3 separate regions of the Homo sapiens genome follow, and all the other regions are linked to region 1. Evidence: chromatin loops called from intact Hi-C (ENCODE). Cell type or tissue: sigmoid colon. All regions are shown on one strand.

Region 1 (5,000 bases):
CGAAAGACCGCGGGCAGGACCAGCCTGTGTGATTTTAACCCAAAGCGATGCGACCCCCAGAGTCTCGCGGCAAAGTCTGAATTTACATGGAATGGAGGGAGCCGTGCGGGGACTTTAAGGGCTATACGAACCCCCGGACATCGGGTACGGAGGAGCAGGGGACTCCGAAACGCAGGTTTAATCTAGATAGAGGGAAACTCACGCGGCGACTAACAGCCTTCACTCCAAGAGATCTGCTTCCGGGTTTGCAAGAAACTGCCCGCGCAGTAGGCAAAGGGGCGGGTTGCGGTGGGGAAAGGCCAGGCGTTGGGAGGGACTGAGAGCATAGGGTGGGCGGGGCCGGGGCGGGGCCTGAACCCTGGAGGCGGAGGTTGCAATGAGCCGATATCGCGCCATTGCACTCCAGCCTGGGTGACAGAGTGAGACTTCGTCTCTCCCAAAAAAAAAAAAAAACAAAACTTAGGCTATCTAAAAGTTTAACCAATGGCCAGTAATATAAGCAATCATGCATATGTAATGAAGGCGCCATAACAACCCAAAAGGAGAGGATTCAGCGGAGCTTCTGGATAGGTGAACACTGGGAGGCTCCTGCAGCGTGGTGCACCCAGGGAGGGCACCAAGGCTCAACGCCCCTTCTCCCATGCCTCACCTCACTGATCCCTTCCATCTGGCTGTTCTTCTGTCAACTTTGTAATATCCTTTATAATACGTAAATCTATGTAAAGTGTTTCCCTGTATTTTGTGAGCCACTCTAGCAAATTCGTTGAACCTGAGGAGGGGGTCAAGGGACTCCTGGATTTATATCTGATCTGTAAGCACAAGTCACAACCTCTGCTTGAGACTGGCATTGAAATGTGTGCACTATTGTGGGACTGAGCCCTCAACGTGTGGGATCTGATGCCATGTCCCGGCAAAATGGAACGGAATGAGAGAACACGCACCTGGTGTCTGTGGCAGGATTGCTTGCTTGGTGTGTGTGGGAAAACCCAGTACCTCTGGGCTAACTGTAGCATTCTGTGTTGTGAGAGAACAGTAGAAGAAACTGAATCAGTGTTTCCTATATTCTTAAATACGAATATGTGAGGTTTGTTGTTGTTTTTTTTTTTTTTTTTTTTTTTTTAGACAAGAGTCTTGCTCTTGTCGCCCAGGCTGGAATGCAATGGCATGATCTCGGCTCACTGAGCCACCGCCCCAGCGTGAAGGCATTTTTGAGCAAGTTATGTCTCCCTAATTCTGTTTTATTGTACTTTTCCCTAAGTAGTTATAATAGCCTCTAAATCTGTGTGGAGTTTTCAGTTTTGTGGACAATACAATAAATAGACAAATAAAAACCCAAACACAAGCTGATCTCTATAGAAGTGTTAGATATTATTTTCAACACACTAAGTGATACTCCGTATCTAGATAAGCTAAAGCACGAATGATGTCTTCTGAGGTGACAAGGTCCACAGTGGCTTTACAGAAACACTGGCCAGAAGTAAAAACTGTGATGATAATGGCAATAGCAATGACTGACTTTTCTGAACACTATGTGCAAGGCATTATTCGGAATACTTTACCTGTATTAACTCAAATAACAACATAATAGCCCATGAGAAAAAGATCTTTTCCTATCTTACTAGGAAACAACTGTGTCGGCCGGGCGCTGTGGCTCACGCCTGTAATCCCAGCACTTTGGGAGGCCGAGCTGGGCGGATCACGAGGTCAGGACCGGATCACGAGCCGGGCGGATCACGATGGTCACCAGGAGACCATCCTGGCTAACACGGTGAAACCCCGTCTCTAATGATAATACAAAAAAATTAGCCGGGCGTGGTGGCGGGCGCCTGTAGTCCCAGCTACTCTACTCGGGAGGCTGAGGCAGGAGAATGGCGTGAACCCGGGAGGCGGAGCTTGCAGTGAGCCGAGATGGCGCCCCTGCACTCCAGCCTGGGCGAGAGCAAGACTCCGTCTCAAAAAAAAGAAAAAGAAAGAAACTGTCACAGATACGCTAAGAAACTGGCCTAAGGTCCAAGAGCTAGAAATGACAGAGCAAGCCCCGAACCCAGGCATCTAAGAATTACAGTTAGGCTGAGAGCAGTGGCTCACACCTGTAATCCCAGCACTTTGAGAGCCTGAGGCAGGAGGGGTGCTTGAGCCCAGGAGTTCAAGACCAGCCTGGGCAATATAGTGAAACCCCATCTCAACAAAATAAAGACAAAACAAAAACAAAAAACCCCTCAACAATTACAATTAAACCTAAAGAATCAGTTAAGTAACAGAAGTACCATCAAAAGTGACAGGATGCCAGGTCAGGGAAACCATTGAGAACAAAGGCAAGCAACATAAACGAGAGTCTGCAGTAACGCAGGCAGACACTAGGTGGAGAACCAGACCACAGCTTACCATGAAAACACAGGGACTGCAGAATTGCAGACTGTCAACAGGAGCTCTCCTGAAGAAAAACTGGCAAACCTTCTCAGGTAACTACAAGCAAAAGCCCAGAGACGACACATTCCCAGAAAAGGCTTCAGAGGTTTCCAGAATCTCTAGTCAGGCTGAATAGAGAAGGTCCTCCCTGAAGGAAGCCAGAAATAAAAAAGTAGGACTGGTTGATTAGTGAAATGCTGAGGTGCCAAGATAACAAGACATTCAAGGAGAAAAGGAAACATGATCCACACAAAGGAACAAATGAAACCACCACAAACTGACACTAAAGAAATGAAGATGTGTGAATTATCAGACAAAGAATTGAAAATAAGAGTCACAAGATGGTCAATGAATTAAGAGGAGAGCACACATAGACAACCACAGGAAATCAGGAAAACAAGATATGAGCAAAATGAGACTATCAATAGAGAGACAGAAGCTATAAAGGAAAAACAGAGAAATTTTAGAGCTGAAAAATGTAATCAGAAACGCAGAACACAGAGCCTTGGTGCTCAATGCTGCACACAGATTACAACGCCCTGGGCCACCGTAGTTATTATTGAGGGTAGATCCCAACCTGACCATGGGAATAGGAATCTTGGGCAAAAGAAAGTTGAAATGGTTAAACTTATACGTTAATACGTTAAAATACGTTAAAAGGTATTTTTGCCAGCGAATGGGACAGAAGTTGAAATGGTTCACGTTGAAATGGTTATTACTGCCAGCAGGTAGGACAGAAGAGCTGCTAGTGAGACTGAAGCAACTCTGGGTGGGGATCTGGCATCTCTGGGGGTGTCGGTTTGGGGTAGATTGAATCCAGGAAAGTTTCTGCAATTTGAATTAATTTAAGCAACTTAACTAAAAAGCCCTGAAAATGTCTGTGAAGGGTATGCAAACTAGAATGTGAAATGCAAAACTCTGCCTGGGCAGAATGTGTAAGTAATTTCAAGTCACCTCTCAACAGAACTTAATGCAATCCCCTCCACATTCTACACCCATTCACCATGGAGGGAGAGAGTCAGCCCTGTGCACAGTTGCAGAGATTTTCATATGGTAAATACCTGGGGTGTGGAGCGAGGAGGGCTAATACCGGTGATATTAACTCTTGCTTTAGAAAAAGCAGTAACTTTTTAAAAATAGTTGAGCAACTTAAGTTTGCAACTTAGGAAAACATCTTACTTTCCAACAGAGATGGCCCACATAACTCTAAGGGTTTACCTTAAAATTGAGACATTAACTTAAAATAAGCAGAAAGCAAAACTGCTCCGCAGGACACGAAATAGACTTGTGTTCCCAAACCCAGAAAATAGGGACGCTCTGGGTACCAGGTGGCTGGAAACGCAGGCTCCCACCCGCCTTCCTTAGGTCCCTCCCGGCCCCGCCCCCTGCCTGTCCAGGCCCCGCCCCACCCTTCGCGTTTTCTCCCCAGCCCACTCCCTGTGCCGGTCACGCCCCGCCTAGGCCCCGCCCCTAGGCCACCTCAGTCCCCTCCGGCCCCGCCCCCTGCCGGTCTCTCCCTGGCCAGGCCCCGCCCCTTCCCCGCCCCCAGACCGCCCAGTCTCCGCTGCGAGCGGTTTTCTGTAGACCCGGAAGCGGATCGCGGGGAGTGAAGGCTGCGCCGCCGAGCCTGAGTTTCGCTCTCTCTAGATTAAATCTGCGCTTCGCAGTCCCCCTTCTTCCATCCCCCGGGTCTGGAGGGGTCCCTACAGATCTTAAAATGACCACACCGCGCCCTCCACCCCAGGTAAATTCTGACGTTGCTGTGAGAATGCGGAGATCGCTTTCCCTTTGGGTTAAAGTCGCTCTAAGCCTACTTCCTGAATCTGGTCTTTCTGCTTTGCGCTAGGTAAACATGGCCTTTCGTGTCTTTTGCTGCCTAAAATCCTTTACCGATTTTTCTTCCCGCCACGCGGGAGGGCACTTTTTTTTTTAAGACGGAGTCTCGCTGTGTCGCCCAGGCTGGAGCGCAGTGGCGCGATCTCGGCTCACTGCAAGCTCTGCTTCCCGGGTTCACGCCATTTTCCTGCCTCAGCCTTCCAAGTAGCTGGGACTACAGGCGCCCGCCACCACGCCCAGCTAATTTTGTTGTATTTTTTTTAGTAGAGACGGGGTTTCACCCGTGTTTGCCAGGATGGTCTCCATCTCCTGACCTCGTGATCCGCCCGCCTCGGCCTCCCAAAGTGCTGAGATTACAGGCGTGAGCCACCGCGCCCGGCCGGGAGAGCACTTTTTAGAGCCCTCACCTGCAAGGTGGATTCAGGTCTATCCGGTTCTCCAAGACCTGCCCTTGTCGGCCCCTGGTGCGCAGCGCTGCAGCCTCAGTCCGGAGGGGCCGCGTCCTTACTTGGTTCTGGGATTCTGCAGACCCCACCCCTGTCCTAAGGTGCCACCTTTGTCTTTCTCACCCGAAATCTTTCTCAGGAAGGGCCTTCAGCTCCCAAGCCCCTCTAGGCAGTCACCTCCCATGGTGGGAAGGTGAGCTGGGCTTGTCCTGTGACACTCATGGTGGAGGAGGTGACCTAGGCCTGTTCGGTGACACCCAGTATGCTTTTTTTTTTTTTTTTTTTTGAGAATGAGTCTCCCCCTCTGTT
Region 2 (5,000 bases), 670 kb after region 1:
AATACTGCTCTCAATTCTGCTCTCCCTCAGGGCTCCAAGAGACAGAGATCCTAGCCCCCCCATTGAACTGAGGGGCCTGGTCCCCCAATCCGCTGCGACCCAGGTGTCTAAGGTTTCATCCGGCAAGGAAGGGGTGGGGGCGGAACAGACCAGGAAGGAGGGGGTAGGAAGGGAGCGGAAGAAAGGAGTGAGGTGAGACGGGGGCGGGGACCTGAGCTGGGGGGCTCTGCACTAAACAAACCCTAAACATGCGGGGTTTCTATGGTAACGGTCTTCCCTGGCCTACCCGGGAGACTCCTCTAGGGCTGTGTCGAGGAGGGCAGCCCCCAGGAGTCTCCACGCCGCCAGCTGTTGTGTCTTCCTGTTTTGTCACCACGGCAACCGTGACCTCAGCCCTCCACCCTGCTCACTGGGGTGGGGCGGGAGCTCCACGCTACTTTTACTCTGGGGGGCGTGGTCTGCTCTTGGCCCCGCCTCGGGGCGGGGCTGGGATAGCCCAGACTCGGGGAAGTCCCTGTCCACCGCCCTAGCCGGAGCTGCGCCCCGCCCCGGCCCCGCCCCCGTCCCGCCCGCGCTGGCTCCCCAGCCCTCCAACCCCACCCAGCCCTCAGACCCTTCCAGCTGCCGCTGTCGTCTTTGCTTCAGCCGCAGTCGCCACTGGCTGCCTGAGGTGAGGTTGTGGGGACCCCAGAGGGCATAAGCAACAGTCTAGGGTCTTTATGGCCAGAGAGAGGAATGGGCTGGGTCTCAGAATGTCTGGGTCCCTAGAAAGACTGGGGCTGGGCCAGGATTCTTGGGGTTCTGCAGAGGAGAGGGCTGAGGACCTGGACTGTGGAGGTCATACGTCTGGAAGAGTGGGGAAGGGGACCTGGACTCCGGGGTCTGAGGGAGGAGGGGCTGGGGGTCTGGACTCCCGGGTCCGAGGCAGGAGGGGCTGGGGGGTCTGGACTCCTGGGTCCGAGGGAGGAGGGGCTGAGGGCCTGGACTCCTGGGTCTGAGGGAGGAGGAGCTGGGCCTGGACTCCTGAGTCTGAGGGAGGAGGGGCTGGGTCTGCGGGAGTAGAGAGATGGGGACTCGTAGGTGCCCTAGTTGGAGGCTGGAATCTGGTACGTGGAGGTCCTTTAGGAGGGGAAGCGCTTAGGGTTAGGTGTCCTGGGTTTGGGAATGAGAATGGAAGGAATTCAGAATTACTGACCCCTCCCCATCCAGGGGACAGACAGAATCGGAACTTTGGGCTCCTGAAAGGCCGAGGGAGGGGGGTGTTAAGATCCAGCCCCGTGCTTCCGAAGTGCAGAAGGAGCTGGGAAAGGAGGAGAAGACAGGGCTGCGTCCCGCACCTCTGGGTGCCGAGAGCCGAAGCTGGGGTTCCGGGGCCCGATTCTCAGCGTGAGCGATGGGTGTGGCGTCTGGAGTGGACGAGGGAGGACACTGAGGGGCTGGGTGTGGCCCGGAGAGTCGGGTGCGCTGCGAGGAATCCCGGAGGGGTGTTTCCTCACCCTCCAGGGTCTGGCTGCGCATTCCTGAGCTCTGATCTCGGGCGATGGCTGGAGGCCCTAAGGGCGGGGTGGACCCCTCCCCTCCCCTCCCCTCGGCGCGCCCCCCTCCCCTGCGCGCCCCCCTCCGCGGCTAGCCCACCTTCCGCGGGGGACAGAATGAGTGACGCCCTCGCTCGTCCTCCTCCCCTGCTTGGGACGGGGCAGTAGCCCGCCTTCTAGAGCACGGGACGCTGGGCCAGTCCCGATTTCCTTCTCCTTCGAGGGTCCTGGAGGGGCGTGGGGGCAGGCAGTGTCTGGCTCCGGGTGGAGCCTCCCAGGTGCTCCCGCAAGCCCCGAATGGCGATTAGGGAGGCCGTGGGAGGCGTAGCTGGGCCTCGGGCCTGACGCCAGCACCGCGTGCAGTTTCCGGCCTGGAGCCTGAGCCCCTCAGAGGCCCGGGTCCCTGCCCACTCCGGTCTTAGAGATGCTCTTGGGGGGGCTCTCAGCCCATGTTTATAGGGATCCAGAAATGCAGGCCTCCAACCCTGAGAGTCGGGGTCCCCACCCCCCGGAAATCCGGGAGAGGGCGGGCAGCCCCGGAGGCGGGCGGGGGTCCGGGCACCGCCTCCTGGTCCCTGACACATTCCAGATGCCTGGGCCGACTCGAAGCCCTTATAAGGCGCGGAGACACCGGCTCTGGCTGGGCCGCCCGCCTCCACAGCCGCCGCCCAGGGTTCTCCCGCCACTGCCGCCCGCACCCCCGCCCCCGCGGGGTTAAGATCACACACGCGCCCACGCCGGCCCGCGGGGCGTGCACTTTCGCTGGGTTCCGTCCGCCGCAGCCCAAACAGTTAACTGAACGGGGAGGGGAGGGGGCGGGGCTTACCCGGGGTCACCGCCAGGGCCCTGCTGGGTTCCACGCCACGTTCCTGTCTCCGCAGGGCGTTCGATCCCTAGAGGGAGGAGCCTGTCCAAACGGACGCTAACGGCCTACCTCCCCCTCAGGTGCTCTTACAGCCTGTTCCAAGTGTGGCTTAATCCGTCTCCACCACCAGATCTTTCTCCGTGGATTCCTCTGCTAAGACCGCTGGTGAGTAGGCAGCGGGCCTGGACTCCGGGGTCCGAGGGAGGAGGGGCTGGGGGCCTGGACTCCGGGGTCCGAGGGAGGAGGGGCTGGGGGCCTGGGCTCCTCGGTCCGAGGGAGGAGGGGCTGGGGGCCTGGGGGCCTGGGCTCCTGGGTCCGAGGGAGGAGGGGCTGGGGGCCTGGGCTCCTGGGTCCGAGGGAGGAGGGGCTGGGGGTCTGGACTCCGGGGTCCGAGGGAGGAGGGGCTGGGGTCTGGACTCCTGGGTCCGAGGAAGGAGGGGCTGGGGTCTGGACTCCTGGGTCCGAGGAAGGAGGGGCTGGGGGCCTGGGCTCCTGGGTCCGAGGGAGGAGGGGCTGGGGTCTGGACTCCTGGGTCCGAGGGAGGAGGGGCTGGGGTCTGGACTCCTGGGTCCGAGGGAGGAGGGGCTGGGGGCCTGGACTCCGGGGTCCGAGGGAGGAGGGGCTGGGGGCCTGGACTCCGGGGTCCGAGGGAGGAGGGGCTGGGGTCTGGACTCCTGGGTCCGAGGGAGGAGGGGCTGGGGGCCTGGGCTCCTGGGTCTGAGGGAGGAGGGGCTGGGGGCCTGGGCTCCTGGGTCTGAGGGAGGAGGGGCTGGGGTCTGGACTCGTGGGTCTGAAGGAGGAAGGATTAGGTCCTGGGCTCCTAGATCCTGGGAGAAGGACCAGGAAGCTTGGGCTCCAAGGAATAGGGTCCCAGACACTGAGGTATCTGAGGAAGAAGCGAGTCCAGGCCCTGGCTCCTTTGTCTCAGGGAGCTGCTGTCCTGCGACTGCCACGAAGAGGTTAAGGCCTGTGCTACTGCCCTGCAAAGTGCCTGAAGCTGAAAGGAGGAAGTTACTTTCCTGTGGCTAGGAGAGGCCTTGGGTTTAGTCCTGTGGCTGCGTTGAGACAGTTTACAGCCTAAGGAAAGAACTGGGCACCTGGTTTCTAAGAGGACGGGCACTTGATTCCTGGGGGCCATTAGGACAAGGAGGTGGAAGCTGTAGGTTTTGCAAGGACTAAAGAAGCAAATTGGTTTTCTGGAGTCTGGGGCATCTGGGATCCTTCAGGCTAAGGGTCCAGGGCCAGAGGTCTGACCCCTTATAACAGGACGGTGATGGCCAGGCGCAGTGGCTCATGCCTGTAATCCCAGCACTTTGGGAGGCCAAGGCGGGCGGATCACTTGAGGTCAGGAGTTTGAGACCAGCCTGGCCAACATGGCGAAACCCCATCTCTACTGAAAATACAAAAATTAGCCGAGCATGGTGGCACACACCTGTAATCCCAGCTACTCAGGAGGCTGAGGCAGGAGAATCGCTTGAATCCGGGAGGCGGAGGTTGCCGTGAGTCAAGATCGCACCATTGCACTGCAGCCTGGGTGACAGAGCGACTCCATGTAAAAAAAACAACAACCAAAAAACAGGATTGTGAGGCCTAGAGAGAGTTCAGTGGAAGGGCCTGGGGTTCCTACTGGACAGTTGGAAATCTGGGGAGCTGAGTTTCCCAGAAGCTGGGGGACCAGCTGGCTGGGTTTTGGGGAGAGAAGGTGGAGGTAGATGGACTCAGTATGCAGGAGTGTGGAGGGGGAGGCTCAAACTAGCTTTTTTGGGTTGCAGTACTCCAGTCCTAAATCTCAGGTGGGAGTTAGACTGAGAGTGAAGGTTGCTAATCTCCAAGGTGGGGGGTAGGGAGAGGAGGAGGCCGCTAAGAGTTTAGGCTCCTTGTCAGAAGGGAGGGGAGATCTCTTGGTTTTCCACGGCTGGGATCTCTATGAGAAGATATCCTTTATCGGGAGGTCGGAGCTCTTATTAGATGTGGGTCCCTGAGAGTGGAAGCCTGGGGAGGTTGGGCCGTTTAGAGGCTGCAAATGTCTAGGTCACTGTTCGATGGAAGAAGGAAGTTTGCTCACAGGGTCTGGGGTGCAGAGCTCTGAATACTGAAAGAAAAGGAAGTTGAGAGATGGGGTTTTCAGAGCCTGTGGAAGACAAGCGTTTTGTTCTGACACTTGGGTTGTGGCAGGAGGCAGAAGGAGGATGCTTTATTTTTTATTTATTTTATTTATTTTTATTATTTTATTTTATTTTTTGAGATGGAGTTTCACTCATGTCACCCGGGCTGGAGTGCAGTGGCGCAATCTCGGCTCACTGCAACCTCCACCTCTAGGGTTCAAGCGATTCTCCTGCCTCAGCCTCCCAAGTAGCTGCGATTACAAGCGCCCACCACCACACCCAGCTGATTTTTGTATTTTTAGTAGAGACGGGGTTTCACCATGTTGGTCAGGCTGGTCTTGAACTTCTGACCTCAAGTGATCTGCCAGCCTCGGCTTCCGAAAGTGCTGGGATTACAGGCATGAGCCACTGCGCCCAGATTATTTTATTTTTTTTGAGGCGGAGTGTGGCTCTGTGGCTCAGGCTGGAGTGCAGGGGTTCTATCTTGGCTCACTG
Region 3 (5,000 bases), 320 kb after region 1:
TAGGTGGACACCATGCAATTGGCTGCCAGCTCAGGTAGAACACAGAAGGCAGAAGAAGGTGGGATACCTTTGCTTGCTGAGTCTTCTGGCTTTCATCTTTCTCCCGTGCTGGATGCTTCCTTCTGCTTCTCCTGCCCTTGGACATCAGATTCCAGGTTCTTTGGTCTTTGGACTCTTAGACTTACACTGGTGGTTTGCCGGGGGCCCTGTGGCCTCTGGCCACAGGCTGACGACTGCACAGTTGGCTTCCTTGCTTCTGAGGCTTTTGGACTTGAACTGAGCCACTACTGGCTTCTTTTTTCCTCAGCTTGCAGATGGCCTATCATGGGACTGGGCCTTGTGATCGTCTAAGCCAATTCTCCCTAATAAACTTCCTTTCCTATAGACATATATCCTATTAGTTCTGTCTCTCTGGAGAACCCTGACTAATACAAGGCAATTCTCTTTGGTACTGCCCCTTCACTTGGTAGTCAGAGCCATAGACACGCAGGCTCAAGCCACTTCACAAGTCAGTCAATATTGCAAACCATACATAGTAGTGTACTTAATCAATATATATAAATGTTATAGATTAAACATTTCACAATAAACAAAGTAATGTTTAACATCAAGAGAAAAGAGATAGGAGAAAAGGGTTAACAAGTCAGTCCAAGGAGAGTAACAAAACCCTTGGTCAGGGCTGGGCAGGCCCATTGGTCTTGCAAGAAGTCTTTGAGGCTTCAGCAGCAGATGCCAAGTGCTCATCACAAATGACAGCAGGACGGTTGCAGTTAAGATGGTTATTTCAAGCCACTGAAGCCTTGCTCCTTTTATGGCCACAGAGTCCTCTGGGGAGGACAGATGGTGGAAGAATGTGCTTGTTTATATCCTTATCTGGTTGGATGCAGTCTTTATTATTTATTTATTAAGCAAAACATCTTGTCCCTGTTGGCAAAGTGCCCTGTGGAATGCAAGATGGAGTCTTTTTCTAAGATGGAGTTACTTATGTCAAGGGTACTCTATACAGTAGTCTTACCCACACGTTCATAGAAACATACAATCTCATCCATGTCATAATGAAGGCCAAAAACCTCACAGGCGCCCTCCCTTACCTGAGCTCCAGGAGGCTCCCTGATGAGTCCACACAATCACAAATCCAGTCACACCCACCAATGATTCTCTCCCAACAACAGCATATATTTTTTAGGGCAAAGCATCTCACACCCCAGTGTTTGTCTAAATTGCACCATTTCGGAAGCCCCCTGCTCTTTTGCAGACCTTGGTCAAAGTGAAACATTTCACAGGGGTTCAGGCAGTGAGAAATATCCTGCCTAACCACCTGACCACAAGGCGAACAAAGACCCAATTAAAGAAACATTCTCATCATGTCCTACTGGGCAAAGGCCCAACTACAAAAACCATCCCTATCATATCTTTCTTGGCAAAGGTCCAAGGAACATCCTGATGAGATCCCACCGGAAAAAGGGCCAAACCGCCTGATCATAAGAACATCTTGTCAATATCCTGCCGGGCAGCAAGCCATACAGCCCAGGCCTCTCCCGCCCATACCAAGGTAACACTCACAGAGACATCTGAAGAGCCAGGCAGTGCTCCCAAGTCTGGGACAGCATCAGAGAACGAAACGCAAAGTCCTGCCCTTACAGAGAGAGCCTTGGCACAGACCCAGTCAGGACCAGGTCACTCCCGTGGAACCTACTCAAGGTCCCTACACACATGCCTGGAGCTCCCCAATCTACTGGGGGGTGGGGGAAAGGGCAGTGCTGAAACGTCCCCAAAATCTCACATGTAAACACCCTACCTAACACTTTCTAGAGGCATTTCCAGCTCGGGGCTGTATTTCCAAGAACGCTCTGGAGGCACAGCTCTTTTCTAAGGAGGGCCATGTTGCATGCTGGGAAATTTTTGAACTTTTCCCAAATCACAGCTTTTAAGCTTTCCGGGCTTATTATTATTATTATTATTATTTTGAGACATTGTTTCACTCTTATCGCCCAGGCTGGAGTGCAGTGGTGTGATCTCGGCTCACTGCAACCTCTGCCTCCTGGGTTCAAGCGATTCTCTTCCCTCAGCCTCCCAAGTAGCTGGGATTACAGGCACACACCACCACGCCTGGCTAATTTTTGCATTTTTAGAGCGATGGGGTTTCACCATGTTGGGCAGGAGGGTCTCGAACTCCTGATCTCAGGTGATATACCCGCCTCGGCCTCCCAAAGTGCTGAGATTACAGGCGTGATTTCTGGTCGTTTCAGACTACATTTCCTTCCCAGAAGGACGCGGGGACACGCCTTCCCTATGGACGGATCCCAAATGCAAGTTGTAAGCAATTATAACTGTAGGCCCCTAGAGCCTGAACCACTTTTCCCAGGAATTTTTTGTGGTGCGCCTTAGGAGCAAGCAAAGTTTCAGGGCAGGAGAAGGCCGACAGGGCTTCCAGCATTTGAAGATTCTGCCAGTCTGAAATACGCTTTCCCAGAAGTCTATGGGGGGTGCAGCTGCTCTAACAGTGGGAGGAGACACCGACGAAAAGCATTCTGACGGCCGCGCTTCCAGCGCTAAGGATTCCCGCGTAGTGAGCATTTCCCAGAGGTCTCTGGGGCATGGCTCCATTAGGGCCGTGTGCAGTTGCCTGCAGGGAAACACTGATGGGCGCCCTTCCAGATACGTCGATTCCCGGGTTATGAGCTACATTTCCCAGAAGCCCTCAAGGCAGGACGCCCTTAGGGTCGCGTAGAGTTGCATGCTGGGAAATCCTGACAGCCGCTTCCAACTCTGTGGATTTCCGGGTTATGGACTACATTTCCCAGAGGCCTCTGGGTCACGGCTCCATTTGCGCCGTGTAGAGTTGCATGCTGGGAAACACTGACGGGCGCCCTTCCAGCTGCGTCGAAGCTTCTCTGGTTTCGCATTACATTTCCCAGAGGGCCTTGGGGCACAGTCCAATGAGGAGCGAGCCGGGTGGCCGGCTGAGGGGCGTGCTTCATGCTCGCGGGATTTTTAAAAATGGTTTCTCCTGGATCTTATCCCAACTGCGCCTGAGACCTTGTTTCACCTCCTGATGTGCTGGGTGTGGTTAGGCCTCGAGCCGGGAGCTATTTGCCTCCCAGGAGGAAGCCAGGGCAGGGTTCCGCGGGGAATGGCGGTGAGGGAGCCACTCGGGACGCGGAGGCCCTAAAATGAAGAAGCTTCGGCCTGAGGCTTCGGGAGCGGCGAGCAGGGAAGTGGGAGTGTGTGTGAGTGTGTGTGTGTGTGTGTGTGTGTGTGTGTGAATAAGCCAGAGGCTGCCTGGTGGGGCCCCGCCGTGGCCCAGTGACTGAGATAATTGTCTTCGTCTGTGGGGTAATGCGAACAAGCCCCGTTCCCCTAAGCCGTGATGCATGCGGGGTTGACGCGGCCGGGCTCTGTCCCCATAAACTGTGACACAGGTGTGTGTAGACGTCTATGAGGGCCATAGCGCCGGGCTGTAAGGGCATCTGTAGGGGTGACGCAGCCGGGCTGTGTCTCTGCACCTCCGTTCTGTGCGAGGTCAATGCTGGTGGGGTCTGCAGAGGTGGCACGGCCAGGACGGGTCTCCGTGTCTCTGAAATGTGCCTTTGCACTTCTGTCAGGTTGACAGGGACAGGCAGTGTCCCTCTGGTGTGAGCGTCTGTGGGTGTGAAAGGGCCAGCGAGTGTGCGGCTGTGACTGGTCGGGATCGGGCCTGGGTGCATGGCCTTTTGAGTGAGCACAGGTGTGTGCGACCATGTCACCTGTCTTTCTAGTGTCTCCGTTGCTTCCTGTGCCTTGGCCTTCCAGCCATGTGGTACCTGCTAGGGAGCAGTGGTCCCAAAGTGACGTGAGAGGCTCTACGCTATTGTGAAAATGACCAAGAAGAAGGCTTCACAAGTCACGAGATGGCAGTTTTGGAGCCAGAAGTGCTCTCCGTGCACACTACCTGGACGACAAGAGGAAGTAACCTCAAGAATAGAATTCCTTTTGGGGAAGAAAGAGGTACCTGACATGGGAGGCGGGGAGGTGGTGAGAGGGGCAGCTCCATGTTTCAGAACCCCAGTTCCTAGAGTTTTCCAGCATTTCTCTGAAAAACTCACATGCCTGTGCCCTCTTATTTCTGATTGATTTTAACTGTGGTCTGGGGACAAGTGTGCCCTATTTTCTTTCTTTGTTTTTTTTTTTTTTGAGACAGAGTCTTGCTCTGTCGCCCAGGGCTGGAGTGCAGTGGTGCGATCTCGGTTCCCAGGTTCAAGCGATTCTCCTGCCTCAGCCTCCCAAGTAGCTGGGACCACAGGCGCACGCCACCATGCCCAGCTAATTTTTGTATTTTTAGTAGAGACGGGATTTCACCATGTTGGCATAGGTGATCTCGATCTCTTGACTTCATGATCCGCCCCCGTCGGCTTCCCAAAGTTCTGGGATTACAGTTGTGAGCCACCGCGCCTGGACGTGTGCGCTATTTTCTAACGTAGCTTGTGATCCAGAAAGGTCCTGGTGCCTCATTCTTATCTTCCTTTTCCCCTCCGGCCAGCTGGCCTTCAGGAAAAGCATCCCGGAGGAGGAAGAAGAAGTGTTATATGTCCTAAAGTAAGGTTTCAGGTGAGTTAGCTTTTTGTTCATTCAATGATTTGTATTTATACAACTTAAGACTATTTACTTTCCTTGGGCCCATTTCTTCCCAAATAGTCATTTATCCCACTAATTCCTCCCCAAGGGATGTGACAGGGCGGTGCAGGTCATTCCTCCGTGTATACTCCATTGACCTACCCTCTTCTAAAATGTCTAAAAATTGTCTAAGAATCTGATGGTACAGAAGAGATTAATTCTAACACTTTATATTACAGTGTGGTTTGGTAAGGAAGGGATTTATTTTTGGGTGGAAGGAAACACCAGATATCTTTGGTCTTTTGTTTATTTTTTATTATTGTAGTTATTTTTTAACATGGTTAATTTTTTAAATTTTTATATAATTGGCAAATGACAAATTGTATTTATTGTGTATATGTTTTTAT

Evidence for each region. Peaks named below come from ENCODE experiments on the same cell type or tissue, not always from the same donor. Only the 100,000 strongest peaks of a DNase experiment are listed, where the experiment ranks them.
Region 2: it touches region 1 in a loop (3-fold over the local background); 9 of 110 quality-filtered maps call a loop at or near these places.
Region 3: it touches region 1 in a loop (5-fold over the local background); 42 of 110 quality-filtered maps call a loop at or near these places.

The regions. Positions count from the first base shown.
Region 1 is chr19:53,193,110-53,198,109 of GRCh38, forward strand. It overlaps ZNF665 (zinc finger protein 665), which reads right to left and starts at 249. Exons shown (of 4, transcript NM_024733.5): 1 at 203-249. It overlaps LOC124904792 (zinc finger protein 480-like), which reads left to right and starts at 3,992. Exons shown (of 5, transcript XM_047439805.1): 1 at 3,992-4,153. The coding sequence starts at 4,127. RefSeq lists an enhancer at 65-214 and a silencer at 3,893-3,962. In sigmoid colon, CTCF peaks have their summits at 2,369 and 2,569; DNase peaks (open chromatin) are centred at 282, 2,352 and 3,902; H3K4me3 peaks cover 2,248 bases; H3K27ac peaks cover 682 bases.
Region 2 is chr19:53,867,274-53,872,273 of GRCh38, forward strand. MYADM (myeloid associated differentiation marker) reads left to right here and starts at 610. Exons shown (of 3, transcript NM_138373.5): 1 at 610-670; 2 at 2,481-2,565. It overlaps MYADM-AS1 (MYADM antisense RNA 1), which reads right to left and starts at 1,834. Exons shown (of 3, transcript NR_184033.1): 1 at 1,636-1,834. RefSeq lists enhancers at 1-390, 1,500-2,413, 2,414-3,327 and a silencer at 2,166-2,225. In sigmoid colon, a CTCF peak has its summit at 2,327; DNase peaks (open chromatin) are centred at 468, 998, 1,428, 2,228 and 2 weaker places; H3K4me3 peaks cover 3,800 bases; H3K27ac peaks cover 3,781 bases.
Region 3 is chr19:53,518,098-53,523,097 of GRCh38, forward strand. It overlaps a transcript of ZNF331 not described here. Among named protein-coding and RNA genes, the nearest start is that of ZNF331, 18 kb to the right of the region's middle. RefSeq lists enhancers at 1,627-2,401, 2,402-3,175, 2,666-2,865, 3,176-3,949. In sigmoid colon, no CTCF peak of the experiment used is centred here; DNase peaks (open chromatin) are centred at 1,564 and 2,764; H3K4me3 peaks cover 1,696 bases; H3K27ac peaks cover 1,035 bases.